Regions from separate parts of the Homo sapiens genome. Here all the other regions are linked to region 1. The links are chromatin loops, found by intact Hi-C in ENCODE. Cell type or tissue: mammary epithelial cell. All regions are shown on one strand. Each heading gives the region's core, and the rest is flanking DNA. Links, peaks and the distances in the headings are about the cores only.

Region 1 (10,791 bases), core at 1,140-9,139:
TATTCATACAGTTTGCACAGTCTTAGATTCACTGGTGTGCATACTCCACACCTGCCTGCCTTTGCTCACGTGGTTTCTCTCTTCCACAAATGTCCTGGTCTTACAAAATAACTGCATACCTACTTATCCTGGATATAGAGACTGGTACCATTCCCTAAGGAGTTCTAAGCCATGAAGCCTGGAAAATGTGAAGACTTTCTGCCACCCACGTGAGATGGGGATAATTAGGAATGGGGAGAGGAGAGGAAATTCGTGCTTATGGGTTCAGAAGTGGACAAGGGGAAGAAGCCAAGGACAATAGGCAGGAATAGAATCCCCAAGGCAGCGTGGAAGGTTGCACATATTCTAGTGCAGTGATCAGTACCCTGCATCTGTCCTCTTCTCATCCGGGCCCTTCTGTGAAATCCTCTGTGGCTCGGGCCATCTGCTTAGTGTCTTCAGGCTTCAGATGAGTCATCTGGAGAATATGGGATTGGAACAAGATAACCTGTATGGGCCACCCCCTTCTAACGTTCAGTAGTTGTACAATTCTTTTTTTTTTTTTTTGAGATGGACTTTTGCTCTTGTCACCCAGGCTGGAGTGCAATGGCTCGATCTCGGCTCACTGCGACTTCTGCCTCCCAGGTTCAAGTGATTCTCCTACCTCAGCCTCCTGAGTAGCTGGGATTACAGCTGCCTGCTACCACGCCCAGCTAATTTTTGTATTGTTTTAGTAGAGACAGGGTTTCACCATGTTGGCCAGGCTGGTCTCAAACTCCTGACCTCAGGTGATCCACCCGCCTTGGTTTCCCAAAGTGCTGGGATTACAGGTGTGAGCCACCATGCCTGGTGGTAGTTCTACAATTGTGATGGGATTATATGACCCTAGGAAGAAGATGCTGTTATTAATCATTTTCATATTACTGTAAATTAATTCAATGAACTAGCTTTCTTGAAAACTGACATAGCCTGGTATTGAAGAAAAGTGAGTTTTGATTGGAATGCAGGAATGGAGCATGCAATTTGGAAGTATGGGGGTATTTTTTATGAAAAGATTAGACTTGAGAGGATGAAGCCCCTCAAGAGGCACTGGTGAGGTTCTAGTATCTTCATGTTAAAGATGAGAAATCAGGTCAAGAAATCTCATCATGTATAATGTCACCCAGCTATCGGGGGAGTTCATCTGAATTTGAACTCAGGATTGTCAAATTCCCCAGTTTAGAAGAGAGGTGCTCTGGGAAGCAGAAGAAAAACACAAGAGGAAGGTGTATTAGACCATTTTCACACTGATAAAGAACTGCCTGAGACTGGGTAATTTATAAAGCAAAGAGGTTTAACTGACTCATAGTTCAGCATGGCTGGGGAGGCCTCAGGAAACTTACAATCATGGTGGAAGGGAAAGGGAAGCAAGGCACCTTCTTCACAAGGCGGCAGGAAGGAGAATGAGTGCAGGAGGAACTACCAAACACTGACAAAGACATCAGATCTCATGAGAACTCACTATCACAAGAACAGCATGGGGGAAACTGCCCCCATGATCCAATTACCTCCACGTGGTCTCTCCCTTGACATGTAAGAATCATGGGGACTACAATTCAAGATGAGATTTGGTATGAGTGAACTCCCATTCACAATTGCTACAAAGAGAATAAAATACCTAGGAATACAACTTACAAGGGACGTGAAGGACCTCTTCAAGGAGAACTACAAACCACTGCTCAAAGAAATAAGAGAGGACACAAACAAATGGAAAACCATTCCATGCTCATGGATAAGAAGAATCAGTATCATGAAAATTACCATACATCCCAAAGTAATTTATAGATTCATTGCTATTCTCATCAAGCTACCATTGACTTTTTTTTTCACAGAATTAGAAAAAACTACTTTACATTTCATATGGAACCAAAAAAGAGCCCAAATAGCCAAGACAATCCTAAGCAAAAAGAACAAAGCTGGAGGCATCACCCTACCTGACTTCAAACTATACTACAAGGCTATAGTAACCAAAACAGCATGGTACTGGTACCAAAACAGATATATACATCAATGGAATAGAATAGAAGCCTCAGAAATAACACCACACATCTACAACCATCTGATCTTTGACAAACCTGACAAAAACAAGCAATGGTGAAATAATTTAATAGGTGTTTTCCCAGCACCTATTTAATAAATGGTGCTGGGAAAACTGGCTAGCTATATGCAGAAAACTGAAACTGGACCCCTTCCTTACACCTTATACAAAAGTTAACTCAAGATGGATTAAAGACTAAAATGTAAAACCTAAAACCATAAAAACCCTAGAAGAAAACCTAGGCAATACCATTCAGGACATAGGCATGGGCAAAGACTTCATGACAAAAACACCAAAAGCAATTGGAACAGAAGCCAAAATTGACATATGGGATCTAATATAACTAAAGACCTTCTGTACAGCAAAAGAAACTATTATCAGAGTGAACAGGCAACCTAGAGAATGGAAGAAAATTTTTGCAATCTATCCATCTGACAAAGGTCTAATATCCAGAATCTACAAGGAACTTAAACAAATTTACAAGAAAAAAACAAACAACCCTATCAAAAAGTGGGCAAAGATATAAATAGACAATTCTCAAAAGAAGACATTTATGCGGCCAACGAACATATGAAAAAAAGCTCATCATCACTGGTCATTTGAGAAATGTAAATTAAAACCACAATGAGATACCATCTCATGCCAGTTAGAATGGTGATCATTAAAAAGTCAGAAAACAACAGATGCTGGTGAGGATATGGAGATACAAAAATGCTTTTACACTGTTGGTGGGAGTGTAAATTAGTTCAACCATTGTGGAAGACAGTGTGGCAATTCCTCAAGGGTCTGGAACAAGGAATACCCTTTGATCCAGCAATCCCACTACTGGGTATATACCCAAAGGATTATATATCATTCTACTATAAAGACACATGCACATGTATGTTTATTGCAGCACTATTTGCAATAGCAAAGACTTGGAACCAACCCAAATGTCCATCAATGATAGACTGGATAAAGAAAATGTGGCACATATATACCATGGAATACTATACAGCCTTAAAAAAGAATGAGTTCATATCCTTTGCAGGGGCATGAATGAAGCTGGAAACCATCATTCTCAGCAAACTAACACAGGAACAGAAAACCAAACAGGGCATCTTCTGACTCATACGTGGGAGCTGAACAATGAGAATACATGGACACAAGGAGGGGAACATCACACACCCATGGCTGTCAGGAGGTGGGGGGCAAGGGGAGGGAGAGCATTAGGACAAATACCTAATGCATGCGGGGCTTAAAACCTAGATGATGGATTGATAGGTGCAGCAAACCACCATGGCACATGTATACCTATGTAACAAACCTGCATGTTCTGCACATGTATCCCAGAACTTAAAGTAAAATAAAAATAAAAAAAAGAGAGAGGTTATACATATCTCTCTGAGTGGCTGAAAAGAAAAAAAAAAAGATGAGATTTGGTTGGGGACACAAAGTCTAACCATATCAGAAGAGAAGAGGATGCTGGAGCTTAGCTCAGTTACTCTGAAAATTTCCTTAGGCCAAGCTGAGGAGGTAGGGGGAAAACAGTACCTCGATATTTCCTTTTTCTGTCCCTGGGTCCTTTCCTAGGCTTTGTGCTCCCGGCCCAGAGGCCAAGACGAGAAAGGAATGGCAGGAAGATTTGGGACTTTTTATGCAGCCAGTCAAGTAAGGTCATTATGAGTCTCTTGCCCAAATAATAGCAGGGCCCTAGGGTAATTCTTTGGTTCCTAGACGCATGAATGGTCTGCTGTATTAACCGGAGCTGGAAGATGGTAAGTTTGGAGAGCAAGTGCTCACATGCTGTGCATCCGGACAAGACTGTGCTTCCGTGACTAAGGTCTATGAATACACCGAGCACGTGGTTGGGCCTGACACCCGTGTCAGGTACTGGTAGGAGCAAGCAGTACTGTGTAATGTAGTTCTTTGAGAGGAAGATCTCAGCCACCATCAGAAGCATAAAAAGAAGGGTTTTGTTTGCATTAAGTCTGGAAAGAAACAGTTCACACCACTGGGTGGCAGTATGGCGCGCCTCTTTGTTTTTCCTGAGTGGCAATACTGTATTTTCCAGACTTACTAAGGAACCATGTTCCTCTCGGCCATATATAACTACCCTTTGCTTCCTGTCCTGCTCCCTGTGTCTCTGTCCCTACGCATTCTGAGCGTCAGCTGTGTGTGTGTGTGTGTGTGTGTGTGTGTGTGTGTGTGTGTGTGGTTGTCGTTGTCAGTGGTGATTTAGGAGAGGAATAAACATTTCCGATCAGTTCCGTCTTCTTTCCACACATTGACTTTCTGTACCTCTGAACTGCTGGGTTAGGTCCTTGTTAAATCTTTATTAATAAAGATTTATAGTGAATAATAATAATTTAAAAAAAAACCGGCAAGCCTACACACAACACTCTTGGGGAAGTTCATCTCTAGACTGAGATGTAAAATACTTCTGCTGAAAATATTCTTTGGGGGAAAAACCCTAAAGACAAGAAGGGACGTATTCTTTGAAAGATGAACTGGCGCTGCTTTCCCAGGGCAGAGGCAGAGGCGGAGGCAGCAGCAGACGGCGCCAGAAGTTACCTGCAGAGCTGCCCTGCCATCTGGTGGACAAAGGGGCACCTGCAGCTTGCAAACCGAATTGCAGGGCTCCCAAGATTTTAACATTTTAAATTTTTTCCACACCTCACCTGGATCAAGATTTTTATGAATTATTAAGCAAAACGAGAGAACTATCAAACTAGCAAGCAAAAAAGCCAATAAAATCCCTGTTATATATAAAGTTTCGGTGCCGCAAAAGAAATAGCACTCGAATATAAAATTTTCTTTTAATTCTCAGCAAGGCAAGGTACTTCTATAGAAGGGTGTGCCCTTACAGACAGAGCAATGGTGAGCGCACACTTGGACAAGGGATGGGAAGGGGTTCTTATCCCGGTCGCACGTGGCCCCTGCTGCTGTGTCCTTCCCCTATTGGCTAGGGTTAGACCGCACAGGCTAAACTAATTCCGATTGGTTAATTTAAAGAGAGTAACGGGGTGAGTGGTTTGGCGGGGAAAAAAAATGGTTATGCAGGGCGGAGAATGAGTCAGAGAGCAGCAGGTAGCAGGTAATCTGAATAAGTCAGGGTGGAGCAGGTGATCGGAATGAGTCAGGGTGGAGTAGATAATCGAAAAAGGTTGCTTTACGAGGAAGTTAAGTTTAAAAGTAGAAGGCAAAGAATTGAACATACTGACATATTGATTCTTTGAAGAGAAATTTAGAACTTATATCTAACAGCCCGAATAAATAAATAAAGACAATGCATGGTTGCCAGCTTTTTCTTTTGCTAATATTTTAAAAAATTGCATCTATGTTTGGCGTCCTCTTACCTCTAAAGGGCAATAACTTCCAAAGAGCTTGTGTATGGAAGCTCCAAAAGCGAACGAGAAAGTGTTGTTTTTTTTTCCCCCTGAGAGAGAGAAAAAAAGGACAACCCTTTTAATTGAATATTTAGCTTAATGGAATGATTATTACATCTTTCTTATTTTTATAATTCTGTTATAAAGGGGTGAAAAATTTATCAAGTTTCGGTAGTGGTCTAAGGATTGATATTTGAGAACCACTGGTCTAAAAGACTTCATGCAAATATTTTATAAATATCTGAGAACTCTGAAATATTTCAGCATAGGGACTTGGAGTTAAAGCACTGTATTCAATGTATTCAAAATGGCCTTTAGGGCCCATTTTAAAGCAAATATTTTATTAAAAATTGCCATTATTTCACTTTTTTCTGAGTCTTGCGGATTCTTACTGGCCTCTCACATTTGTTTCATCTTTTCCTGGCTTGGGAGGCCATTGCCTGATTTCAGCGTCATCACAGCACTTTCCTGAGGGCTGCGTGTTTCTTAGGTTGTCTCTGTTGATTGTACAAATTAAGCTTGGGCACCTACCACTTGGTATGTGTGTCCTTATAAAGTGCATAATGTGCTTCAGCAGCACGTATACTAAAATTGGAACACTACAGAGAAGATTAGCATGGCCCCTGTGCAAGGATGACACACAAATTTGTGAAGCATTCCTTGTTTTTTTTTTTTAACAAATAAAAAGGTACGGCTGGGCACGGTGACTCACGCCTGTAATCCCAGCACTTTGGGAAGCCGAGGCAGGTGGATCACGAGGTCAGGAGTTTGAGACCAGCCTGGCCAACATGGTGAAACCCTGTCTCCTAAAAATACAAAAAATTAGCCAGCCGTGGTGGCGGACGCCTGTAATCCAGCTTGTAATCCAGCTACTCGGGAGGCTGAGGCAGGAGAATCGCTTGAACCTGGGAGGCGGAGGTTGCAGTGAGCCAAGATTGCGCCACTGCACTCCAGCCTGGGCGACAAGAGTGAAACTCCATCTCCAAAAAAAAAAAAAAAAAAAAAAAAAAAAAGATATGAGCTCTGGATCACATTTTTTGAGTTTGAAACCATCTCAATCATTTACTATGTGACCTTGGAAAGGTAATTAATCTTTTTGTGCCCATTTTTTATAAGAATTTGACTGACAATTGCACTTGATTGTGAAAAGAAAGATTCTAAATCCTTGGGTTTCCTGAGCAATAGAAATGTCCTCATTATTCATGAGCCCTTTGGACCATACCTAAATTAATGCCAGTGAGATGACTCAGGTTGGGAGCTGGTCATGTCAGAAAGACCAAACATGAGACTAGAGGGTTTGAGCTGTGAGTGGGGTGATATCCGTTTGACCTCTTCTGAGGAGATTTGAGGGGCTAGAGATTTAGTTTAATCATGTCACCAATGAGTCCATCAATCATGCTATGTAAGGAAATCCCAATAAAATCTCTGGACACTGAGGCTTAGTGGAGCTTCCTGGGTGGTGAACACATCTATGTGCTGGAAGGTAGCACATCCTAATTCCACAGGGAGAGGGCGCAAAAGCTCTGCATTCTGGACCCTTCCAGGTCTTACTCTACGGTCTTTTCATGTGACTGGTCCTGACTTGTATACTTACAATTAAGCTGTAATTACAAATATAGTGTATTTCTGAGTTTTATGAGTGATTCTAGTAAGTTATCAAACCTGAGAAGGTTGTGGGAACCTCTGAATTTGTATTCAGTTGGTCAGAAGTATATGGGTGGCCTGGGGACCACTGAACTTGTGACTGTCATCTGAAGCGAGAGCAGTATTAATGGAATCTGTGCCTCTTAACCCATGGGGTCTGTGATATCGAACTGTAGTACTGTGGTAACTTAGATTCCTCATTTGTAAAATAAGAATTCATGGCCAGGCGCGGTGGCTCACGCTTGTAATCTCAACACTCTGGGAGGCCGAGGCGGGCGGATCACGAGGTCAGGAGATCAAGACCATCCTGGCTAACACGGTGAAACCCAGTCTCTACTAAAAATACAAAAAAATTAGCCAGGCGTAGTGGCGGGCGCCTGTAGTCCCAGCTGCTCGGGAGGCTGAGGCAGGAGAATGGCGTGAACCCGGGAGGCGGAGCTTGCAGTGAGCCGAGATCACGCCACTACACTCCAGCCTGGGAGACTGAGCAAGACTCCGTCTCAAAAAAAAAAAAAAAAAATTCATAATTATATTTTCCTAATAGGATTATTGGGACACTAATTATATTAGTACATGCCTAGCTTTGGAAAACTATATAATGTTTGGATGGCAATTCTTCTAAAATTAACGGATAATCAAAAGCACAAACAATTGTTTTGCACCTCTAAACTTCACCTAACAGAAAAAACAGAAGAAAATATTAAGTATAATTTGAAAAGTGAAGCAATGAAGGGAATTCTTAAGCAGGTAGTAAAACATCGAATGCTACTACATTTAAAACATATATAGAGCTGCCAAAATAGAATAGTGGCACAGAATATAAAATTGCCTTTGCAGAAAAATTATAACTGAGAAAATGATGACAGTGAGAGAAATCTGACATGGCCGACTCCATCTTGCTTCTAGCCTCACAGGTTGGCTGTCTTTGCTCATTCCTGGGTGTGGTTCAAGCTAACTTTGGGAGAAACTTGTTTTATAGCTTAAATGATAATAGCCCTTCCCCAGAACTAATCTGTTCTTGTAAAACTAATGAAAGGCCACCAAGTTAGGATGAGAGGGGCTTGAATTCTAAATAAGTACCAGCCATTATTCTGGAGGTCATAAGATTTGCAACTTCCCCAATTACTCTTCTTTTTTTGAGAGAGAGAGTCTTGCTCTGTTGCCTAGGCTGGAGTGCAGTGACACAATCTTGCCTCACTGCAACCTTTGCCTCCCGGGTTCAAGCAATTCTTATGCCTCAGCCTCCCCAGTAGCTGGGATTACAGGCATGTGCCACCACACCCAGCTAATTTTTGTATTTTTGGTAGAGATGGGTTTCACCATGTTGACCAGGCTGGTCTCGAACTCTTGGCCTCAAGTGATCCACCTGCCTTGGCTTCCTAAAGTGCTGAGATTACAGGTGTTAGCCACAGCACCTGGCCCCAATTACTCTTGAAGATAATATAAGTATTGTAGAACCTAAGACTGGCCTTTTGAGATGTCTTTTCAGGTCTTTGCATTTCTGGCAATTGGATGGGCCAACCTGGATCTGCCAACCAGTCCTGTGGCCCTCACCCAGGAACCTACTCAACAAAAGAAGACAGCTTCAATTGCGTATGATTTCATCTCCAACCCCCTACCCTACTCCCTTGTCCACCAAACTATCTTTGAAAAACCCATAACCTCCAAGTCTTTGGGAAAACTGATTTGAACAATAATAAATCTCTGGTCTTCTGTACAGCTGGCTCTGAGTGAATTTAACTCTTTCTCTATTGTAATTCCCCTGTCTTGATAAATCAACTCTGTCTAGACAGTGGGCAAGGAGAACCCGTCAGGTGGTTACAAATTGAGAGTCCAGAGACAGGCAAGACCCAAAGCACTTACTGTATTTCATTTCATTTTTTTTAGAAACAGAGACTTGCTCTATTGCCCAGGCTGGAGGGCAGTGTTGTGATCATAGCTCACTGCAGCCTTGAACTCCTGGGCTCAAGTGATCTTCCTGCCTTAGCCTCCTGAATAGCTGGGACTATAAGTGTGTACCATTGCACTTGGCACCCAGTGTATTTTAATGGCAGTTTTTCAAATCGTCAGGAAAATATATCCAACAAATGGTGCTAGGACAATTGAATAATGATTTGAATAAAAGCTAAGTGTCTTTAATTCATAGCACTCACCAATAGAAATCCCATTGTTAAAAAGTTAAAAGATTGAAAATAAATCACTAAAAAATTAGAAGGACTGGATGCGGTGGCTTACGCCTATAATTCCAGCACTTTGGGAGGCCAAGGTAGGAGGATTACTTGAGGCCAGGAGTTCAAGACCAGCTTGGGCAACATAGCAAGATCCATCTCTAAAAAAAAAAAAAAAAAATTAGAAGAAAATATGAGTATTTTGCTATCATCAACACAGGTAAGACCTTTCTAGCATAAAAGGAAGGACAAATCATAAATGCACACAAAGATGGAACTGATCTCACAAAAGTAAAAACGTATAGACAGACATTAAGCAATTAACATCAGAAGTGACAAACTGAGAAACATTTACAATATGTATCAGAAATATTTTAAAAACAAGTGTAGTCATCAAGATTGGAAAGATCATAGCATAGACTAGAAATTAGCAAACCTTTTCTGTAAAGAACCAGATGGTCACTGTTTAGGGTTTGTGGGCTGTGCATTCTCTGAGGTGGCTCCTTAGCTCTGCCACTGTGGCATGAAAGTAGCCATAGGCAGCAAATAAACAGACAGGCATAATTGTGTTCCAATTAAACCCTGTTTTTTTTTTTTTTTTGAGACGGAGTCTTGCTCTGTCGCCCAGGCTGGAGTGCAATGGCGCGATCTCGGCTCACTGCAACCTCCGCCTCCCAGGTTCAAGCAATTCTCCTGCCTCAAGCTCCTGAGTAGCTATGACTACAGGTGCATGCCACCACACCTGGATAATTTTTTTTTTTTTTTGAGATGGAGTCTCGCTCTGTTGCCCAGGTTGGAGTGCAGTGGCACAATCTCAGCTCACTGCAAGCTCCACCTCCTGGGTTCAGGCCATCCTCCTGCTTCAGCCTCCCGAGTAGCTGGGACTACAGGTGCCCGCCACCATGCCCAGCTAATTTTTTGTATTTGTAGTTGAGACGGGGTTTCACTGTGTTAGCCAGGATTGTTTCGATCTCCTGACCTCGTGATCCACCCGCCTCGGCCTCCCAAAGTGCTGGGATTACAGGCGTGAGCCACTGCGCCCGGCCAATTTTTTGTATTTTTTAGTAGAGACAGGGTTTCACTGTGTTAGCCAGGATGGTCTCAATCTCCTGACCTCGTGATCCACCTGCCTCAGCCTCCCAAAGTACTGGGATTACAGGCGTGAGCCACCGCGCCGGGCCTAAAACCCTGTTTATAGACAGTGAAACTTGAATTTCACTTAATTTTCATGTGTCACGAAATGGTTTTCTTCTTTTGATTTTTTTCAGCTATTTTAAAATGCAAAAGCCATCCTTTGTTCTGGCAGCAGGCCACTTTGGCCCACAGGCTGTAGTTTGCTGACCTCTGACGAAGACACAGATTCTGAAAGGGGCCTCTGGGTATGAGCAGGTTTGAGAGGATGGGGGCAGGGGTTGCATTTGGCCCTTGACCATAACTCGTCAGAAAATAAATCAGTGGGGATTTAGGACAAAGAGCAGATTGATACTGAGTAGAGAAGGTGGAGCCCCCGGATGTTTTGTGGGTCTGGTCCCGCAAGCAGGCAGGATGGGTTGGA
Region 2 (10,791 bases), core at 1-8,000, 470 kb before region 1:
AGGCCCTATTTTAATGTTGGTAGTGGCCCTCTTGTAAGAGTTTGCGCCAGACTTTTAGTATCAGATTGCGTCAGGGAGAAAGAAGGGTTATTAACATTAAAAGAACTTGCAGTAATTCCTTTTTCTCTTCCTCAGACTGCTGAGAAGGAAGAATTTGAACATCAACAGAAAGAGCTGGAGAAAGTTTGCAACCCCATCATCACCAAGCTGTACCAGAGTGCAGGAGGCATGCCAGGAGGAATGCCTGGGGGATTTCCTGGTGGTGGAGCTCCTCCCTCTGGTGGTGCTTCCTCAGGGCCCACCATTGAAGAGGTTGATTAAGCCAACCAAGTGTAGATGTAGCATTGTTCCACACATTTAAAACATTTGAAGGACCTAAATTCGTAGCAAATTCTGTGGCAGTTTTAAAAAGTTAAGCTGCTATAGTAAGTTACTGGGCATTCTCAATACTTGAATATGGAACATATGCACAGGGGAAGGAAATAACATTGCACTTTATAAACACTGTATTGTAAGTGGAAAATGCAATGTCTTAAATAAAACTATTTAAAATTGGCACCATACAATTGCTTTGAGTCTTTAAATAATCTCCCAGGCCAGCTGGTGGGAGAAGTAGGCTTAGGTGATTATGTGACTCTTACTTTCTCCTTCCTCTTAAGCTTGAGTTAACAAGGGCTGGGTGGCAAGTTGCCCTTCAGAGCATTGTGGATGGTACATTTTGGAATTCAGAGCTTTGAGAAGGGGAGCATAAGAAATTGGATCTGGATCAAACTAACCTTAGTCCTTAGGCTGGAGAGGCAGAAAGCTGACTTAATGGTGTTTTCTAAACTTATTCTGTGTGTAAGCCTGCCTAGGAGCAGAGGCTTTCCTGGAGGGTTGTGCTAGATGAGTAAGAATTTAGAGATCAGAATCAAATAATGGGCAGTGAATATTAAGCTACATGGCAGAGGTATCTGAATGTCAATCCCTTATATGAGCCACTGCCCTGTGGGCTTCCATTTCTTCCTGAGTTAAGATTATTCAGAAGGTCGGGGATGGAGCTAAGCTGCCACCTGGTTAATTAAGGTCCCAACAGTGAGTTGTGATAGCCTAGGGGAGCAGGCTGTTACCTGTCATTACGTACGTGACAGATTTCAGTGGACTAGCTAATCTTAGCATATGCCAAAAAGCTAATTCATGGAGGAGCTGCAGTTTTTCTCTTTGGTACTGAAGGGCTACTAATGTCTGGGTATCTCAGTGGGAATTTGTAGCACGATTTGATATACTTCTCATTCCATATTTTCTCCAAGGTTACAAAAAATGACAAGTAGTACACACTTCTTTTTTTGAAGGGTTTTACTCTTGTTGCCCAGGCTGTAGTGCAATAGCACGATCTCATTGCAATGGTGCAAACCCTGTCTCCTGGGTTCAAGGGATTCTCCTGCCTCAGCCTCCCAAGTAGCTGGGATTACAGCCATGCGCCACCATTCCTGGCTAATTTGTATTTTTTAGTAGAGATGAGGTTTCTCCATGTTGGTCAGGCTGATCTCCCTACCTCAGGTGGTGCACCCGCCTCGGCCTCCCAAAATGCTGGGATTACAGGTGTGAGTCACTGCACCTGACAGCAATGCACGTTTTTGGCATGTTTCTTTTGTTTGGGTGAGAATCTTACCTGGGCTTCAGTTTTCCATAGGGGTGTGTTATCACTTGTGCAGGCTGGACTGGAACTCCTGGGTCCAAGTGGTCACCCAGCCTTAGTTCCAAGTAGCTGGCTCTACAGGTGTATGTCACTGCACATGGCCATACCATGTATTTGAGATGCTACAAACTTTTTTGATGCCTTGACTCAACGAGACTAAAGGGTAAATATACTTTGATCTCGTTTCATGTGGAATCTTAAAAATATGTGGAAGGTTTTCAGTGGTAGCTGTTACTGTAAATTTTTGAACTTCAGGTTAATGTTAGCTTAATGTTCATTAGCAAAACACAAAATTAGAGGAGTAAATATGGCAATGTTTCCCCTATACAGATAATAACTTGTTGGACATGTGTAATGTATAGCAAGGAATTGGGGCCTGGGAAGGTGGGAATTAATATTTGCTAGGTTTTCTCAGTTATTCGTATTATACTTTCATCTATTTATAAACCAGAATGTGTTTATAGATGATACTGAGGCTCAGGTGGACACTTAATGTCATCACATAGTCTAATCTGGGGAAATGGATTTTTTTTTTTTTTTGAGAGCCTCCAGCCTCCCTTACCTAGGCTGGAGTGCAGTGGTGCGATCTCACTGCAGACATTGCCTCCCACTTTTGCATCCTCCCACCTTTGCATTCTCCCACCTGACTAGCTGGGACACCATGCCCAGCTAATTTTCATATTTTCTATAGAGCGGGAGTTTTGCCATGTTGCCAGGCTGGTCTTGAATTTTTGACCTCAAAATGGTTTGCCCCACCTTGACCTCCCAAAGTGCCGAGATTACAGGTGTGAGCCACTGTGCCTGGCCTATTGTTTGTAATTAGGGTTCTGCTGTGGGCTAGTAGTTTAAAAAACCAGTAAAGATGTTTAAACCCTATAAATGTCTAATTAGCTGTTAGGTAAGGCTTAGAGAAAGAGAAGGTAACCATAGGGACAGCAGTGTCTACCACTTCCCATTGAATTTCGAGTTAATGGCAATTGCTTCTCCCCTTATTTGATTCTCCAAATAACCTTACAATGGAGGGATGTTTGGATGCTCTGGCTGTGCATGCACAAATCTACACGGTGGCAAAATTTGCTTTTGCAAGTTACTGTAAGGAGGTTTGAGTTTATAAGAGGAAACTCCATGACCTAGATGGTTCTGTCCCTGCTGCACAGGGCGCTACTGGATTGGGAAGACAGGCCAAAAAACTTAATCTCTAGGTCCAGTTTAGGAGTTACATGCAGGTTTCTGGTGAACTTGGCAATATGGTTATATTCTAAAATGTATTTTTATTACTATAGCTCTCTCAGTTTCTACTTGACCTTATTAGACATTTTTCTTTTTTTTTTTTTTTTTTGGAGATGGGAGTCTTGCTCTGTTTCCCAGGCTGGAGTGCAGTGGTGTGATCTCAGCTTGCTGCAGCCTCCACCTCCCGGGCTCAAGCAATTCTGCCTAAGTCTCCTGAGTAGCTGGGACTACAGGTGCACGCTGCCACACCCAGCTAATGTTTTGTGTTTTAGTAGAGATGGGGTTTCATCGTGTACCGAGGCTCAGTATCCTGAGCTCAGGCAATCTGCCCGCCTCCCAAAGTGCTGGGATTACAAGCATGAGCCACCACGCCTGGCCCTTAATAGACTTAAACTTCTAAGGCAATAGTATAAAGCCACAATAATAAAATTATCCAACAATATTACTACAATATTTGTTACATATAAAATTAAAAAATGACAATGCCCGTGAAAAATCCTTTGTCCAAACTATATTGAGTACTTACAATGTTCCAGGCTTTAGGCTTTCAAAGGAAAAGTGGTCTTTTGGATTCCATTAAGGTGGGATGAAGTGGTTGCAGGACATAAATAGAAACGCTGAGAGTTTCCGTATCTGTGGGTCTACGTACTGATGTAGTCATCTTTGTCCACTAGATGGCAGTAGCTATTTATAAAACTATCAGAGTACCCCGGGGGAAGCTGCTGTAGCATTGTCTGTGCTGTTTGTTGTGCTTTCTAGCTGGAAGCACAGCAAATAATGAAGAAGGAAAAGGAAGTCAGCTCTAAATATCCACAATTACCTTCCAGGCAAAGCATTCTTTTTCTCCTTTTTTTTTTTTTTTTTTTGAGATGGAATTTCGCTCTTGTTGCCCAGGCTGGAGTGCGATGATGAGATCTCAGCTCACTGCAACCTCCACCTCCCGGGCTCAAGCAATTCTCCTGCCTCAGCTTCCCGAGTAGCTGGGATTACAGCCATGCGCCACCATGCCCGGCTAATTTTGTGGTTTTGGTAGAGACAGGGTTTCTCCATGTTGGTCAGGCTGGTCTCGAGCTCCCGAGCTCGGGTGATCCACCCGCTTCAGCCTCCCAAAGTGCTGGGATTACAGGTGTGAGCCACTGCGCCCGGCCCAGCATTCTCAACTGAGCAAGTGCCCTGCTTAGGTGGGAGTAATGGCTTGAGTTGAGATCTCAGGATACTTGGGCAATGGGTATGGAGGGATGGGTAATACAGACAGGTTTAGAATACAGAGGGTGAGGTGAAGAAAAAGCTCAGAGAATATAGCCTTTCCGGAGCCACACTGGCTAGTTTAAGTCCCCATATTATTTCCCTCATCCCCCTGAACTGCTTCTGGGTTTCTCAACACACTTTGGTGAAATGCTTAAATTCCTCAGGAAGCTCACCCAAGAATGGAGAAGCACCTGTGTGCACACCTGTGTTCCCAGTGTCTGGCACATAAGCAACATATATTTGTCAAGTGAATGAATAAAAAGGGGTGGGTGGAGCAGGTACCCAAGAGGGTAGAATGTGCTCCCTTTGTGCTTTATAATAGTCTGCTCATGATCATCTCTCTTGGAAGAGTGGGAGGGTGGTTGCTGGATGAGCTCAGACTCACTCTCTGTTCCTTGCAGGGTGGGGAGCCAACATTAGAGTTGCATGTGATGAGAAGAAAGTGATCAAACCTGGAGCAGATTTGGGTAAAGGAAAGTTGGCAATAACAGAATTGCCAAGATCTTGACCGGAATAAAGGTCTTTACATTGCCCCTGAGATCTGGGCACTATGTGGAGTCAGTGGGATGAACAGAGACAGTGTAGCTAGTCTGCAGTATAAGACTGTCAGGGCCTGCCTGGAGCAATGGGGCCTGTCCTAGAACACTGGGCCACAGCACAGAACATTCAGAGCATGCAGCCAGCTCAATTTTTTATTTATTTTATTTTATTATTATTATTATTTAGACAGGGTCTTGCTCTGTCACTCAAGCTGGGATGCAGTTTCATGATCACAGCTCACTGCAGCCTCCGCCTCCTGGGCTCAAGTGATCCTCTTACTGAGTAACTGGAACCACAAGCGCATGCCACCACGGCCAGCTAATTTTGTACTTTTTTGTGTAGAGATGGGGTTTTGCCATGTTGCCAAGATAAAGACACCATCAAGAAAGTGAAAGGCAAACCCATAAAACTAGATAAAATATAAATCATATATCTGATAAGGGACTGTTATCCCGAATATATGAAAAACACTCATAACTCAAAAAGACAACCCATTTTTTAAAATGGGCAAAATGTCTGAATAGACACTTCTTCAATGAAGATAAACAAATAGCTAATAAGCACATGAAAAGATGCTCAACATTAGCCACCAGTGAAATGCAAGTTATCACAGAGATAGAATTTCTCGTACATTAGGAATTTCTCGTATAATCAAGCTGGCAAGGATGTAGAGAACTTAGGACCCTCATACACTGTTGGTGGTATAGCCATTTTGGAAAACACTGATGGGGCTGGGCGCTGTGGCTCACACCTGTAATCCCAGCACTTTGAGAGGCCGAGGAGGAGGGCGGATCACCTGCGGTCGGGAGTTCAAGACCAGCCTGGGCAACGTGGTGAAACCCCATCTCTACTAAAAATACAAAAATTAGCCGGATATGGTGGTGTGTGCCTGTAATCCCAGCTACTCCGGAGGCTGAAGCAAAAGAATCGCTTGAACCCGGGAAGCAGAGGTTGCAGTGAGCTGAGATCACACCACTGCACTCCAGCCTGGGCAACAGAGTGAGACTTTGTCTCAAATAAAAAAAAAAAAAGGAATTGAGTACTGATATGTGGTACAACATAGATTAGCCTTAAAAACATTATGGTAAGTGAAAGAACCCAGTCATAAAAAAACACATATGATTCTATTGATATGAAATGTGCAGAATAGGAAATCTTTTAAGACAAAAAAGATTGATGGTTGCATAGGCTGAGGGGAAAAACGGGGAGAAATACAGAGTGATAAAGGGTATGGGATATTTGTTTTGGGGTGATCAGATTGTTCTAAATTAATTGTGATGATTGCACAATTCTGTAAACTAAAAATATTGAATTACACACTTTAGATGGGTGAATTGTATGATCTCAATAAATACATATATTAACTGAAAAAGAAAGAGGCGTAGGGCTGGTTTCCCCTGCAAGGAGAAAAGAGAAAGCGAGACAGAGACAGAGACAAAGGCCTACCATTGTAATTGGGAACATGGATGAGGAAGAACAATATTGCTCAGCTGAAGGCTGAGGTGGGTGGATTGCTTGAGGCCAGGAATTCAAGAGCAGCCTGGGCAACATGGCAAAATCTCATCTCTACTAAAACACAAAAATTAGCTGGGCATGGTGGCGTATGCCTGTGGTCCTAGCTGCTTGGGAGGCTGAGATGGGAGGATGGCTTGAACCTGGGAGGCAGAGGTTGCAGTGAGCTGAGATGGTGCCACTGCACTCCATCCTGGGCGATGGAGTGAGACTCTGTCCGCCCCCCCACTCCACAAAAAAGAAGGAAAAAGAAAAAAAAAATAAGATTCTTACTCTCAAAGAATGGAATAATCATGGCTGTGCTGGGTTTACTGGGCTTTTTTTTTTTTGGTAGTTTTATACTTTTATTTTATAATCAACAGTTAGCGCTCATCCATGTTGACGGTCTATACATTTTTGAAAGTGGTAACAGGTACATAGGTACAGCGCTGTTTTTGGTGAATCTTCATCCTCATGTTTTCTGTGCACATGGATATGGATATAGTATGGGACATTCCTTATTCCTTTGGCCCAGACAGTTTTGTTAAGCCTGATATCAATGTGTACATCTGGAGTCCGCATCTCCATGGCCAATTTCCGGATCTCTCTGAGTGCCCAAGGGGCACCCTTTTTGAAGCCCACTTCACGGGTACGCATGTAAATGTTGATGGTGGAGTCTCAGATGATCACCTCCGCTGATGGCAGAATGGTCCTTCTCACCGCCCTTCTCTGCAAGAGCCATTCTGCTGGGTCCAGACCTTTTCGTTTTTGTTTTTGTTTTTGTTTTTTTGAGACAGAGTTTCACTCTGTTGCCGAGGCTGGAATGCAGTGGCGCCATCTCGGCTCACTGCAACCTCCACTGCCCGAGTTCAAAGGATTGTCGGCTTCAGCTTCAGGAGTAGCTGGGATTACAGGCATGCGCCACCATGCCTGGCTAAATTTTTTGTATTTTTAGTAGCGACAGGGTTTCACCATGTTGGCCAGGCTGGTCTCGAACTCCTGGCCTCAAGCGGTCCACCCATCTTGGCCTCCCACAGTGCTGGGATTACAGGCGTGAGCCACTGTGCTGGCCTGTTTTTTATTTTTTTAAAAATTTCTACACTTTCATTTGAGACATTGTGGTCACTCAAACCAAGTGGATACAGGTCCCCTTAGGAGCTGGGAAAAGATTAGATTGTACTGAAAAGAAGGTGGGTTGTGGCCTTATGGGCGCGGTGGCTCACGCCTGTAATCTCAGCACTGTGGGAAACTGAGGCAGGCAGATCACCTGAGGTCAGGAGTTCAAGACCAGCCTGGCCAACATGGTGAAACCCCAACTCTACTAAAAATACAAAAATTAGCCAGGTGTGGCGGCACATGCCTGTAATCCCAGCTACTCAGGAGGCTGAGGCAGGAGAATCATTGGAACGAGGGAGGCGGAGGTTCCAGTGAGCCAAGATTGCGCCACTGCACTCCAGCCTGGGCGACAGAGCGAGACTCCATGTCAAAAAGAGAAAGAAAGAAAGGAAAGAAGGAACAACGGTCTTGCCAAGAAGGGCTTCGGTCACGTGCAGTCTATTCACTGCAAGAACTGTGCCCGATGCGTGCCCAAGGATAAGGCCATTGAGAAATTCATCATTTGGCCAGGCGCGGTGGCTCACACCTGTAATCCCAGCACTTTGGGAGGCCAAGGTGGGCAGATCACGAGGTCAAGAGATTGAGACCATCCTGGCCAACATGGTGAAAGCCCGTCCCTACTAAAAATACAAAAATTAGCTGGGCATGGTGGCAAGCGCCTGTAGTCCCAGCTATTCGGGAAGCTGAGGCAGGAGAATCGCTTGAACTAGGGAGGCAGAGGTTGCAGTGAGGCAAGATCGTGCCACTGCACTCAGCCCTGGTGACAGAGTGAGACTCTGTCTCAAAAAAAATAAAAAAAATTTGTCATTTGAAACATAGTGGAGGCTGCAGCAATCAGGGACATTTCTGAAGCAAGCGTCTTCGATACCTATGTGCTTCCCAAGCTGAATGTGAAGCTACATTACTGTGTGAGTTGTGCAATTCACAGCAAAGTAGTCAGGAATTAATCTCATGACACCAGCAAGGTCCATTTATACCCGTGGGTGCTGCCCCATGACCCCCACCAAAGCCCATGTAAGGAGCTGAGTCCTTAAAGACTGAAGACGAGCCGGGCACTGTGGCTCACGCCTGTAATCCCAGTACTTTGAGAGGCTGAAGCAGGTGGATCACGAGGTCAGGAGATTGAGACCATCCTGGCTAACACGGTGAAACCCTGTCTCTACTAAAAAAATACAAAAAAAAAAAAAAAAAAAAATCAGCCGGGCATGGTGGCAGGCGCCTGTAATCCCAGCTACTCAGGAGGCTGAGGCAGGAGAATGGCGTGAACCCGGGAGGCGGAGCTTGCAGTGAGCCGAGATCGTGCCACTGTACTCCAGCCTGGACAACAGAGCAAGACTCCGTCTCAAAAAAAAAAAAAAAAAGACTGAAGATGGATTATTCTCTGGAGAAAAATAAAATAGAAATTGTACATAAAAAAAATTAAAATTGTCTGGGCACGGTGGCTCACGCCTGTAATCCCAGCACTTTGGGAGGCTGAGGCAACTCCCAACCTCACCTGAGGTCGGGAATTCAAGACCAGCCTGACCAACATGGAGAAACCCCGTGTCTACTAAAAATACAAAATTAGCCGGGTGTGGTGGTGCATGCCTGTAATCCCAGCTTCTTGGGAGGCTGAGGCAGGAGAATCGCTTGAACCTGGGAGGCGGAGGTCGGTGAGCGGAGATGGCACCACTGCACTCCAGCCTGGGCAACAAGAGTGAAACTGTCTAAAAAAAAAAAAGTAAAAAAGAAATGGGGGTTATAATACTCAACCATTATTTTGTTATGAGGATGAAATTAGCCAGTCTTTGCCAGACTCTCAGAGATGCTCAATAAATGGGGGCTATTATCACTATTAGATTGTAATAATTAGTATTGTTTCCTAAGGTTGCTGTAGCAAAGTTCCAACAACTGTGTAGCTTAAAACAACAGAAATCTACTGGCGGCTAGAGGCCTGACATCAAGGTGTCAGTAGGGCCATGCTTCCTTTAAAGGAGGGAACTGTCCAATGCCTCTCTATGAGCTTCTAGTAGCTTCAGGTGTTTCTTGCATCACTCCAGTCACATGGCTGTCTTCTTTCTGTGTGTCTTCACATCATCTCTCTGTACCTGTCTGTCTCTGTGTCCAGATTCCCACCACTCCCCTCCCCTCTTTTTTTGAGACAGGGTCTCACTCTGTTGCCCAGGCTGGAGTGCAGTGGCACAGTCTCGGCTGACTGCAACCTCTGCTTCCCAGGCTCAAGCAATTCTCCAGTCTCAGCCCCCTAAGTAGCTGGGACTATAGACGTGAGACACCTCACTTGGCTAATTTAAAACATTTTTTTTTTGTAGACACTGGGTTTCTTCATATTGCTCAGGCTGGTCTCAAACTCCTGAGCTCAAAGCGATCTGCCTGCCTCGGCCTCCCAAAGTGCTGGGATTACAGGCATGAGCCACCATGCCCAGCCCAAATTTCCCCTTTCTATAGGAACACATGTCCTACTGCACCTCATTATAACTTGATTACCTCTGTAAGAGACCCCCATTTCCAAATAAGGAAGGTCACATTCTGAGGTTCTGGGGATTAGGACTTCAACATATTTGGGTGGACCGCAGGGAGAAAGGACACAATTTGACCCACAGCAGTTATATTCCCTGTTATCACTGAAGAGAAATTCCCTTCCCAGCTTTTGCACAAAAATAGAAAGTACGTAAGCCCTAGACAAGATCCAAATACCTGTCCTTTAGTGGGACCAACAAAAAGGCCTTTTAATTGCCATCTCTTTCCCTGAAGCTGCTCCCACAGCAGGCCACCAGCTATAGGTCCTGCTCCCCGACATCCTTCCTCGTCCCTCCAGCGTCCCTCCGGATTCCCAAACAATGCCTAATTCTATTATTTCCAGTGATTTCCCCGTGGGCAGCAGTTTATTCCTGTCATCAAGTCTCTGATGAAATCTTTAGCTATGAAATGTTTAGTCCAATCCCAACAAATCGTGTATAGTGTTAACATGTCACAAGCTGCCCGCGGCCTGCATTATGTTGTAATTTGGAAGCGAGAGAAGTGATAATCTAGGGTCGGGCTTCTTTTGTGAGCTTGCATTAATGCTGTAGCCAGTGATGTCAATTGACAGCCCATCGATTTGGGCTAATAGTGCACAGAGGGGGCAGAATTGGGGCGAGATAGGGAATAAAGGATATCGACGGCCAGTCGCCAGGATCCTGGCAGCTTTTAATCTATTATTGCCCTCTTTTAATGCAACTTCCGTGTCAACTGCATTTACTTCCACCAGCTCTGCCTGCTGCGCTGAACTGTGCAGCCAGTGGGGTGCCACCCCCAGAGTGGTTCAAAGTTCCCCAGTATTGATTCTCAGATGCTCTGGGGTGTGAATTATAATTATTTCATTAAGCCCTTTAATGGGTATCAACTATGAACCTTCCCCAGCTTAGGCTGGGGAGGCCAGGGCGAGGTCTGCATCATTAATCTGTGTTCATCTCGTTGCCACCAATTGTCCTACTCTCGACCCTTATTTT
Region 3 (10,791 bases), core at 1,907-9,906, 52 kb before region 1:
GAGGTCAGGAGTTTGAGACCAGCCTGGCCAACATGGTGAAACCCCATCTCTACTAAAAATACAAAATTAGCCAGGCGTGATGGTACATGCCTGTAATTCCAGCTACTTGGGAGGCTGAGGGAGGAGAATCACTTGAACCCAGGAGGCGGAGGTTGCGCTAAGCCGAGATCAAGCCATTGCACTCCAGCCTGGGCAACAAGAGCAAAACTCCATCTAAAAATAAAATAAAATAAAATAAAAATTAGCCAGTTGTGGTGGCACACACTACTTGGGAGGCTGAGGCTGGAGGATCACTTGAGCCTGGGAGGTGGAGGTTGCAATGAGCCAACATCAAACCACTGCACTCTACCCTGCGTGACAGAACAAGACTTGGTCTCAATATTAATAATAAATAAAAGGCATGCTGTATTCCCAAGGCAGGAGTGGAGGAGGGACAGAGGAAGGGAAGGGTGAGAGAGAGGAGAGAAGACAAAAAGGATGGAGACGAGAGAGGGATTGGCTCCTTTAACTGCTTCCTGTTGTGGTGATGCTTTTGCACTTGTACATCTGTGGAAGGATGTGAAGTGGGAAGTGTTTCGTGGTCATAAGAAGAGCAGCAGCTGGTGGGGGATGACGTGGGTCGATGGGTACTCTGGAGGGAAATGGCAGAGTACAGGAGGAGGGAAAGAACCCGCTAAGGGAGTGGTAGAATATAGAAGACTATCATCCCCTCCAATCGGGCCAGCTTCCTCACAAATGGTTGTTAAATGAAGGTGTCTGGCTCTCATTCTCAGTCCAGTCCAGGCCCCACTGTGGTAGTGCTTTCCTTTCTCCCAGATAAAAGGACAGAATTGGAAAACTCACTCTATGACCTGGAGCCCAGTAGAACAAATGTGAGCTAAACTATCCAGAAGTCAGTCCACTTTAAATAGCATTTTGTGGGGCCGGGTGCAATGGTTCATGCCTGTAATCCCAGCACTTTGGGAGGCCAAGACAGTTGGATCACTTGAGGTCAGGAGTTCAAGACCAGCCTGACCAACATGTAAAATCTCGTCTCTACTAAAAATACAAGAAAATAAATAAAAAAATTAGCCGGGTGTTGTGGCACATGCCTATAATCCCAGCTACTTGGGAGGCTGAGGCAGGAATTACTTGAAGCCAGCAGGCAGAGGTTGCAGTGAGCTGAGATCACAACACTGCACTCCAGCCTGGGTGACAGAGCAAGACTCCATCTCAAAAAAAATGGTATCGTGATTGTGATTTAAATGGACTTCTTATTTTTTAGAGACACATGCTGAAATATTTGTATATGAGCTAACATGGAATCTGGGATTTGCTTCAAGATAGTCCAGTGGGGTAGTGACTAGAGAGAAGTGGCTGAGGATACAGATGAAGGAGGATTGTCCAGGAACTGATTGTTGCTATAGCTTGGTGAAGGGTACAAAGAGATTCATGGTGCCATTTGCCTCACTTTTGTGTATGCTTAATTTTTCTTTTACTTTTTTTAAATTTTCTTTCTTTTTTTTTTTTTTGAGATGGAATTTCCCTCTGCTGCCCAGCTGGAGTGCAGTGGCATGATCTTGGCTTAGTGCAACCTCTGCCTCCTGGGTTCAAACGATTCTCCTGCCTCAGCCCCTGAGTAGCTGGGATTACAGGCACCTGCCACCACCCCAGGCTAATTTTTGATATTTTTAGTAGAGACGGGGCTTCACCATATTGGCTAGGCTGGCCTCGAACTCCTGACCTTGTGATCCGCCTGCCTCGGCCTCCCAAAGTGCTGGGATTACAGGCGTGAACCACTGCACCCAGCCTTTTTATTATTATTATTATTTATTTTTCTTTTTATTTATTTTTTTTGAGATGGAGTCTTGCACTGTCGCCCAGGCTGGAGTGCAATGACGCGATCTTGGCTCACTGCAACCTCCACCTCCCAGGTTCAAGCATTTCTCCTACCTCAGCCTCCCGGGTAGCTGGGATTACAGGTGCCCATGACCACGCCCGGTTAATTTTTTGTATTTTTAGTAGAGACGGGGTTTCACTGTGTTGGTCAGGCTGGTCTCAAACTCCTGACCTCATGATCTGCCTGCCTCGGCCTCCCAAAGTGCTAGGATTACAGGCGTGCCACCGCACCCAGCCTTTTTTTTTTTTTTTTTTTTGAGACAGAGTTTCACTCTGTCGCCCAGGCTGGAGTGCAGTGGCACGATCTCGGCTCACTGCAACGTCTGCCTCCCGGGTTCAAGTGATTCTCCTGCCTCAGCCTCCCAAGTGGCGAGGATAACAGGCACTTGCCACCATGCCTAGCTAATTTTTGTATTTTTAGTAGAGATGGGGTTTCACCAGTTGGCCAGGCTGATCTCGAGCTCCCGACCTCAGGTGATTCACCCACCTTGGCTTCCCAAAATGCTGGGATTACAGGCGTGAGCCACTGCACCTGGCCTTTGTATATTTTTAAATAATATCATAATACAAAATGAGCTACATCAACACTGAAGGGCTACAGAATGTTTCCCCCTTTATTTATCTATTTAACAGAGGTGGGATCTCTCTATTTTGCCCAGGCTGGTCTCAAGGGATCCTGTGCCCTCAACCTCCCAAAGTGTTGGGATTATGTGTGTGAGCCACTTCACCCAGGCTTTTTTTTTTCACTTTAAAATGGTATCCATTTCTGAAGGAAAACATCAGCACGTTTTTGGGGATATAGAAGGACTGACTTTTGATGTTGAGAAATTGTTTGAATAGGATGTTGGCAGTACAGTTAAAAATGAAAAATTAGGTAAAAGAGATATTTTGGAAGTAAATCCACCCTTTCTAGAAGATTGAGACAACTTAGATATGGGACATTAAGGAGAAATGTTTGAGTCTACAGGACTAAGAAAATGGTAATGCCATTCTCAGAAACTGGTTATTCAAGAAGAGAAGCTTATTTAGGACAGGAAGAGAGGAGTTTGCTAAATTTATTTCGGATATGTTGAAGAAAGTGTCATGGCAGCAAACTGGAAATATGGAAGTGGGACTTGACAGATGTAAACGCTTCTCTTTCGAACCAAAGACACACCATATACCCTACTCCACCCTGGACCGGGGGCCTCTGTGCTCAGCACACTATAGATAGGGCTGAGTATAAAAACCACACACAGGGCTGGGCACGGTGGCTCACACCTGTAATCCCAGCACTTTGGGAAGCCAAGGTGAGTGGATCACTTGAGGTTGGGAGTTCGAGACCAGCCTGGCCAACATGGTGAAACCCTGTCTCTACTAAAAATACAAAAATTAGCCGGGTGTGGTGGTGCGTGCCTGTAATCCCAGCTACTAGGGAGGCTGAGGCAGGAGAATCGCTTGAACCTGGGAGGTGGAGGTTGCAGTGAGCTGAGATCGCGCCGCTGCACTCCAGCCTGGGCAACAGAGGGAGACTCTGTCTCAAAAAACAAAAAACAATACAACAACAACAACAACAACAACAACAAACCACACACAGGGCCCAAACCAAGGCTGGCTCCGTGGGACCAGAGATACTCTCAGTCAGCCTGAACCAAGCCCTAAACTGGAAGGCACCAGGAGCGGTAGGAACAGTAGCCGGCACCGCGTGTGGGGTGGGGCAAAGGGCCTGGAGCTCGCCTTACCCTGCATCCAGGAAGTTGCTGGCCTGACTTCCAGCCACCACCAGCTGTGTGAGTTGTCACTAAAAGGCAATTGTAACTGCCTCCTCTTTTTGGTTCAGATTACAAATGGTAACTAACCAACCCCCAAAAAGAAAAAAAATGTTCCGGTTTGGAAATCTGAGACCATCTGTTTCTCATTCTATTTCCCCTCTCTTTTCTGGATTTTTTATATTTGATCCTCTCCCTCTCTCACTCGCTCCCACTCCTGAAAACACACAGTTCAGCCAGGAGCATAGTGACCTTATTTGACTATCTTTTCTTTAATGAGAATGCTGGATTTGTTATTGGGATTAAATTTGAAAATTCCTTGTTTCCATTCAAAATAGATGCCTTGGATTGTTTACTTAAAAATGTTTTTTCATAAAAATTGTTTCTGTATTTAATCTAGATAATAAATAAATCTAAATGAAATAAAATAAAAATAAACAAAGTCACATATGATGAAGCCACATGTAGTTTTGTTGAAATCCATGCAAAATTCCATCTTAAAGTCTTTTTTTTTTTTTTTGAGACAAAGTCTCACTCTGTCACCCAGGCTGGAGTTCAGTGGCACGATCTCGGCTCACTGCAACCTCCACCTCCCAGGTTCAAACGATTCTCCTGCCTCAGCCTCCTGAGTAGCTGGGATTACAGGTGCCCACCACCATGCCAGGCTAATTATTTAATTTTTAGTAGAGATGGGGTTTCTCCATGTTGGCCAGGCTGGTCTCGAACCGCTGGCCTCAAGTGATCTGCCCCCCTCAGCCTCCCAAAGTGCTGGGATTACAGGCAAGGGCCACCTCGCCCAGCCTCTTAATGTCTTATTAACAGACTCATTTAAATTTAATGAAATGGCTGGATGTGGTGTCTCGCGCCTGTAATCCCAGCACTTTGGGTGGCTGAGGTGGGAGAATCACTTGAGGCTAGTAGTTCCAGGTTAGCTTGGGGAATATAGCAAGACCCCGATTCTACAGACAACTTAAAAAATTAGCCAGGCTTGGTGACACACCTGTAGTCCCAGCTACTCAGGAGGCTGAGGTGGGAGGATTGCACGAGTCCAGGATGTTGAGGTTGCAGTGAGCTGTGATCACGTCCCTGTATTCCAGCCTGGGTGATACAGCAAGTCCCTGTCTCTAAAAAAAATAAAAATAAAAATAAATTTTTAAAATTAATCAGAGGATCAGTTACGGATTAAAATGCAATATTGAACTCTCTGTATTGGAAGCAGCAACAGTGTTGCGAGGACTGCTTCTCTCCTGGGATTCAGGCATGGGCCGGCTGGCTTTAGAAACTCTCTATTTCCCTATAGTCTGGTGTTACAGGTCCCTCTTGTGTTGGTTGTTAACATTGTCTTGCTTCTGTTCTAGAACCATGAGAACCTGATTCTGTAATTGAGTTAATCAGCATATTGCAATCAATATTCTCCTCATCACCATCATCATCACCATCAATAGCTAGGTGTACATACAGAAGACAATGGGAAATCAGTGTAGGGTCGTTTAAAACCACGTGCTTTGTAGCCAGATGGATCTGAGTTCGAACTGTTATTTCTCAGCGATATTACCTGGGGCAAGTTAATTACACTTTTGTGTATTAGTTTCTGCATTGATTAAGTAGAGGTGATAATAATACTCATTTTCAAGAGAAAATAGGATAATGTATATAAAGTGTCCGATGTAGAGTCTTAAAAAATGTACTTCCTTTCCTATTCACTTCTTTTTCTAAGGAAGACAGAATTCTTTTTTATTTTTATTTATTTTATTTTATTTTAGAGATGGAGTCTTGCTCCATCGCCCAGGCTGGAGTGTAGTGACAAGATCTCAGCTCATTGCAACCTCTACCTCCCATGTTCAAGCGATTCTCCTGCCTCAGCCTCTCGAGTAGCTGGGACTACAGGCACCTGACACCATGCCTGACTAATTTTTGTATTTTTAGTAGAGACGAGGTTTTGCCATGTTGGCCAGGCTGGTCTCAAATTCCTGACCTCAGGTGATCTGCTCGCCTCGGCATCCCAAAGTGCTGGGATTACAGGCGTGAGCCACTGCGTCTGGCCCAGAAATTCTTGAAAAGTGAGTAAAGATGTAATCCAGGCAAATTGGATGTGCTGTGAACTTATCAAAGGATTGAGTAATTGTTAAGCTTCCTACATAATGACAAAGCAAAATTTTAAAAAATGACAAATTAGTCAAAGTATCATTTTAACCCATCATTATGCCCAGTAGAGGACCCCTTTGCTTATATCCTGTTTCCCTGTCTTCCTTCCTTTACTGTCCCCGCTCCGGAAGGCTTTGAAGGTCTTGGCTTTTCTTCTTGCGGTTGAAGTCTGGCAAGTGCCTGCTTGCTGCTTCTGTCCTACGACCCTGCTTGTAGCAAGTCCTCAGGTCAAGATATAAACACATTTTATTGCAATTAGTAGGGCAAGTTGTGTGTACAAAGTATTTGCTAAGGCACTACTGATTATACGTAATCATGCTTCTGCTCAACATAAAGGATTTCTCCTTCCTCTGAATTCATATGGGACGTGCAGTGCAAAAATTCATTGAACCCTTAGCATACACCATCTTGTTGTTTATACTACTTGTTCTAATATATACCTTTCCAGGATTCTTGGGGCTGTCTCAATTCCTCTTTGAATTTTTACCAACAAGCCTAGGCTTGACCACAAAGTCAGCTTTGGTAAATATTTATTGTATTAAGTTGAATTGTGTATCTTGTTTGCCTGAGGATACTGGAAATATTTCAAAGAAAGAAATTTGGTTCTCTACTTCTTTGTACCCCCTTTTTCCTCTTTTTAACCCACCATGATGCTCTCGAGAGGATCAGTACATCTTTGATAATATTCACAGTAAGTAATAGAACAAAGCCGACTAGAATTTTAATTTGCAAGCATCCAGCCCAGGACTGAACTTGCTGACAACAACCCTGCCAAAGGTCATTCCCCATTTGCCAGAGCAACTGTAGTTCTGGGGAATGCAACACTTATCAAGGCAGCTATTTCAGACAGAAATCTTATTTTTTTTTTTTTTTTTGTGACTAGAGACAGGGTTTCAGTATGTTGCCCAGGCTGGTCTCAAACTCCTGGCCTCAAGTGATCCTCCTGCCTTGGCCTCCCAAAGTGCTGGGATTACAGGCACGAGCCACTGTGCCTGGCCCAGAAATCTTTGTATGGGGTTACAGTTTTTGTCCCTTTAGATCTAAAACCTATGCATTGGAGGAATTGAAAACTCTTTTAAACCTGCTTTCTACACGACAGCCCAGCACATATTCAAGCTCTTTGTAGATTCAAGATAGCTCTTGAACCAGACATGGTGACATGTGCCTATGTTCCCAGCTACTTGGGAGGCTGAGCCAAGGGGATTGCTTGAGCACAGGAGTTTGAGGCTGGAGTGAGCTATGATCATGCTTGTGAATAGCCACTGCACTATAGGCTGGGTAACACTGCGAGACTCCATATCAAAAAAAAAAAAAAAAAAAAGAAGGAAAACTTTTGAATCTGAATCTGATTTTTCTATGATAAAAACTTCAGTTCACTCATGATATAATTTTTTTTTTTTTTTTTGAGACAGAGTTTCTCTCTTTTTGCCCAGGCTGGAGTGCAACGGTGCGGTCTTGGCTCACTGCAACCTCTGCCTCCCAGGTTCAAACAATTCTCCTGCCTCAGCCTCTCAAGTAGCTGGGATTACAGGCATGTGCTGCCACTCCTGGCTAATTTTTTGTATTTAGTAGAGACGGGGTTTCGCCATGTTGGTCAGGCTGGTCTCGAACTCCTGACCGCAGGTGATCTACCCGCCTTGGCCTCCCAAAATGCTGGGATTACAGGCATGAGCCACCATGCCCGGCCTTGGAGGCTACTCTTAGGGACAACATAGAATCCACATCTACCTCCCACTGCCACTAATCCCAATGACATGGGTAGAGGCTGGTGCTCTTTGCCATAAAACTGCAGACAGGCCTGGCGGAGGACTTGTAGAACTTGAAGTGGGAGATCCAGCAGGACTTGGAGGAACTACAAACATGATCCTGTCCTGAGACAGTCCCGTGCTGAAGAGATGACCCTCCCATCCCCATGAGCAATGACCTGCCAAGTGGGGCGTCACCCGAAGTCTCACCCAGCCCTCCTAGGTAATTCCTGCTGTGCCCCTTTCAGCTTCCACATTGCCTGCACATTTCCTTAGAGGCCGACCGTAATCCAGGACCATATAGAGAGGAGATTCCTGGAAACGTAGTTCCAGCTGAGCTGAGCTGACACAGTACAAATCACCACAATACCTTAAGGACTGCCTACAGACAGTGATTTTAACATCTCAAGTTTCAGGTGCTTCTGATGCCTTCAATACAAAAATTGTTTCAAAAAGCCTGGAGTAGACACAATGACCTTCTGCTGGGGGGCAGTTGAGTATTGGGAAATCTAAATGATACATCACATTGTCAATTGTCTGACTAGTTCATGAAAAAACAAACCAACCTTCTTTCTAAGTTTATACCACACGAAAGAATAAAAGGTGAAAGATTCAGCATCATGCAGCAAAGTCCAAATCCCTGGCTGACTGGCATTACCTTCCCACCTTTCTGCCTGCTCCTGGGTCCACATGGGTGGAAACCATCATCTCAGTGGGGGACTGAGGATTGAGGTCACTGCTCTTCATCATAGTGCAGGTGAAGGTGTTCAGGTAGTGTCGACGGAGTGGTGTGTGTGTGTGTGTGTGTGTGTGTGTGTGTGTGTGTGTGTTTTGGGAGTGGGGATGTGTGAGAACAGTATTTACAGAAAACATTCTTTCCCTGGGGGCTGGCTCACACCAGGAAGGGAGACTTTCCCACTGCCAGTCTCCTTGGGAGACTATGTGTCAGCAACACCAACTGGGTGACCAAATAGTGGTGATTCCCACAGTTCTTGGCTATGACCCTGTTATTATCTCTGCCTGCCCTGTCTCAAAAAGAAAAAAAAAAAAGGGCCAGGCGTGGTGGCTCACACCTGTAATCCCAGCACTTTGGCAGGCCAAGGCGGGTGGATCGCCTGAAGCCAGGAGTTCGAGACCAGCCTGGCCAACATGGTGAAACCCTGTCTCTACTAAAAACACAAAAATTAGCCAGTCGTGGTGGCGCGCACCTGTAATCCCAGCTACTCGGAAGGATGAGGCAGGAGAATTGCTTGAACTCAGGAGGCAGAGGTTGCAGTGAGCCCAGATTGTGCCGCTGAACTCCAGCCTGGGCAATAGAGTGAGACTCGGTCTCAAAACCAGAACAGAAACAAAAACAAAAAACAAAGAAAGAAAGAAAGAACTGGTTATATGTATTGTTCTTTGCCAGTTTGCAAAGAAGTGCTTGTTTAATAACTTTTTGTACATATTTGACTCGGGGCTTATTTTCATTTCAATCTGGTCACAAGGTTGCAAGAGAGCAGTTAATTTTCACCTGTTGAAAAAGACCCAGGAGTTGTGTGTTGCTGAGATGGCTCAGTCAATTTACAAGTAATTTCTCCTTTTCACAACGCCAGTCGCCATCTCCAGCTTCCTTCTTGCCCATCCACTAACAATGGTATTTTGTCTCTCAAACCAGATTTCACCCTTGCACAGAAACGACCCCTTGTGGCTTTCCCTGGGGCCTGCATCCCTAGGGCTGGCTCTGATGAGAGTAGCCAGCCTTGGGTTCGCCCTCCTGGAGGAGGAGGAACCTCCTCCTGCCTCCCTCTTACTGCACAGGATGCCACCAGTCTGTTGGAAGCAGAAATGAAAAAGAACAGTCTGTTTGCCAAAGGAATGTGTCTATGCAAAAACATATAGCTCAACACAACTGCTGCACCGAGAGGAAAATCGTAGCATCTGCCAACCCACAAAGCCTCCTCACAGCTTTTCCCTGCATCCCTCCCCTTCCAACAGCAGCCACTGTGCTTATTCCAATCACAGTGCAACAACTATTTTGGAAAAGAAGAGCCCGGGCCTGCAGCAGCCATCTGATGATCTAAGAGCTGATTTGTACTTGAGCAGATGAAAAATACTGCCACTGTTGACCTCGGGGAGTTGAATGCCATGGGGTGAAATTTTAATGATGCTTACATTTTTAAATAGTTTTTCATGACTTTTAACTGAGGAAGTCTGCTGTAAGGATGAAACCAGATAAACTAATGTTCAATGATAGTGGAAGCTATTTAGTTGAAACTGATAGCAAATATTTATTGCCTATATATTATATTCAAAGGACTGTGCTAAGTGATGCAGAAAAGTCAGAAGTGTTTTATTGGGCCCTGATTTTTCTTTTTGGCCCTTTGTTGTGTTTATTTTTTATTATTTTTGAATTTTTTGAGACAGTCTAGCTCTGTCGCCCAGGCTGGAGTGCAGTGGCGTGATCTCAGCTCAGCACAACATCTGCCTCCTGGGTTCAAGTGATTCTTCTGTCTCAGCCTCCCTAGTAGTTGGGATTACAGGTGCTTGCCGGCACCACCCAGCTAATTTATGTATTTTTAGTAGAGATGGGTTCATCATGTTGGCCAGGCTGGTCTCAAACTCCTGACCTCAAATGATCCACCTGCCTCAGCCTCCCAAAGTGCTAGGATTCCAGGGGTGAGCTACCCCACCCAGCCCGTTATTGAGTTTAGAAAACAAATATTGCTATTTTCTTTGGGTCCATTATGAATTCTGGTGCTGTGATCTGTCATTGTGCCCAGGATTAGAACCAGCTGATGGGTGTGCAACTTTAAAGGCACCGTTCTAAGATCCATTAGGGAAAGCCCAGTCCATTACAGAGAAGGGAGTCTCACTCCTTGGCTCTTTCCTTAGTCCTGCAATCTCTGTGTCACTCTGGACTTCTGCCAGATGGGTAGGGAGTCTGTCTGCATCGCATATTCCGCAGAGAGGATGAGCTTGGGTGTTATGACTGGTTGTGAATGTTGGGAGCCAATTTATTTCCAATCTTCCCAACAGGTAGAATTGTTACAGCTGATTCCTTTACTGGTTGACCTGTTAAATAATAACACATCTCTGAGACAAACATTAGGTATTTCCTAGAGACTATACGATCCAAATCCATACCTGGGAAAGGATATTCTCCCCATTAGCAAGGCTCTGTGACTATTTTTTGTTTTTTTGTTTTTTGTTTTTTTTTTGAGACGGAGTCTTGCTCTGTTGCCAGGCTGGAGTGCAGAGGTGCTATCTCGGCTCACTGCAACCTCTGCCTCCCG

Evidence for each region. Peaks named below come from ENCODE experiments on the same cell type or tissue, not always from the same donor. Only the 100,000 strongest peaks of a DNase experiment are listed, where the experiment ranks them.
Region 2: a loop joins it to region 1, with 9 times the contacts of the local background. A loop is called at or near these places in 2 of 110 quality-filtered maps.
Region 3: a loop joins it to region 1, with 9 times the contacts of the local background. A loop is called at or near these places in 22 of 110 quality-filtered maps.

What each region holds. Positions count from the first base shown.
Region 1 is chr11:122,574,506-122,585,296 of GRCh38, reverse strand. It overlaps the pseudogene RNU6-592P. Among named protein-coding and RNA genes, the nearest start is that of TRK-TTT2-1, 20 kb to the right of the region's middle. In mammary epithelial cell, for the core only: CTCF peaks have their summits at 4,063 (motif pointing right) and 4,632 (motif pointing left); DNase peaks (open chromatin) are centred at 3,876 and 4,576; H3K27ac peaks cover 1,218 bases.
Region 2 is chr11:123,047,264-123,058,054 of GRCh38, reverse strand. HSPA8 (heat shock protein family A (Hsp70) member 8) reads left to right here. Exons shown (of 9, transcript NM_006597.6): 9 at 136-566. The coding sequence ends at 321. It also overlaps the pseudogene RPS26P43 and the pseudogene RPL31P47. Among named protein-coding and RNA genes, the nearest start is that of SNORD14E, 5.5 kb to the left of the region's middle. In mammary epithelial cell, for the core only: a CTCF peak has its summit at 3,587 (motif pointing right); no DNase peak of the experiment used is centred there.
Region 3 is chr11:122,627,557-122,638,347 of GRCh38, reverse strand. No RefSeq gene overlaps it. Among named protein-coding and RNA genes, the nearest start is that of UBASH3B, 23 kb to the left of the region's middle. RefSeq lists a silencer at 9,073-9,367. In mammary epithelial cell, for the core only: CTCF peaks have their summits at 4,948 and 9,201; DNase peaks (open chromatin) are centred at 5,717, 5,937 and 9,217; H3K27ac peaks cover 1,979 bases.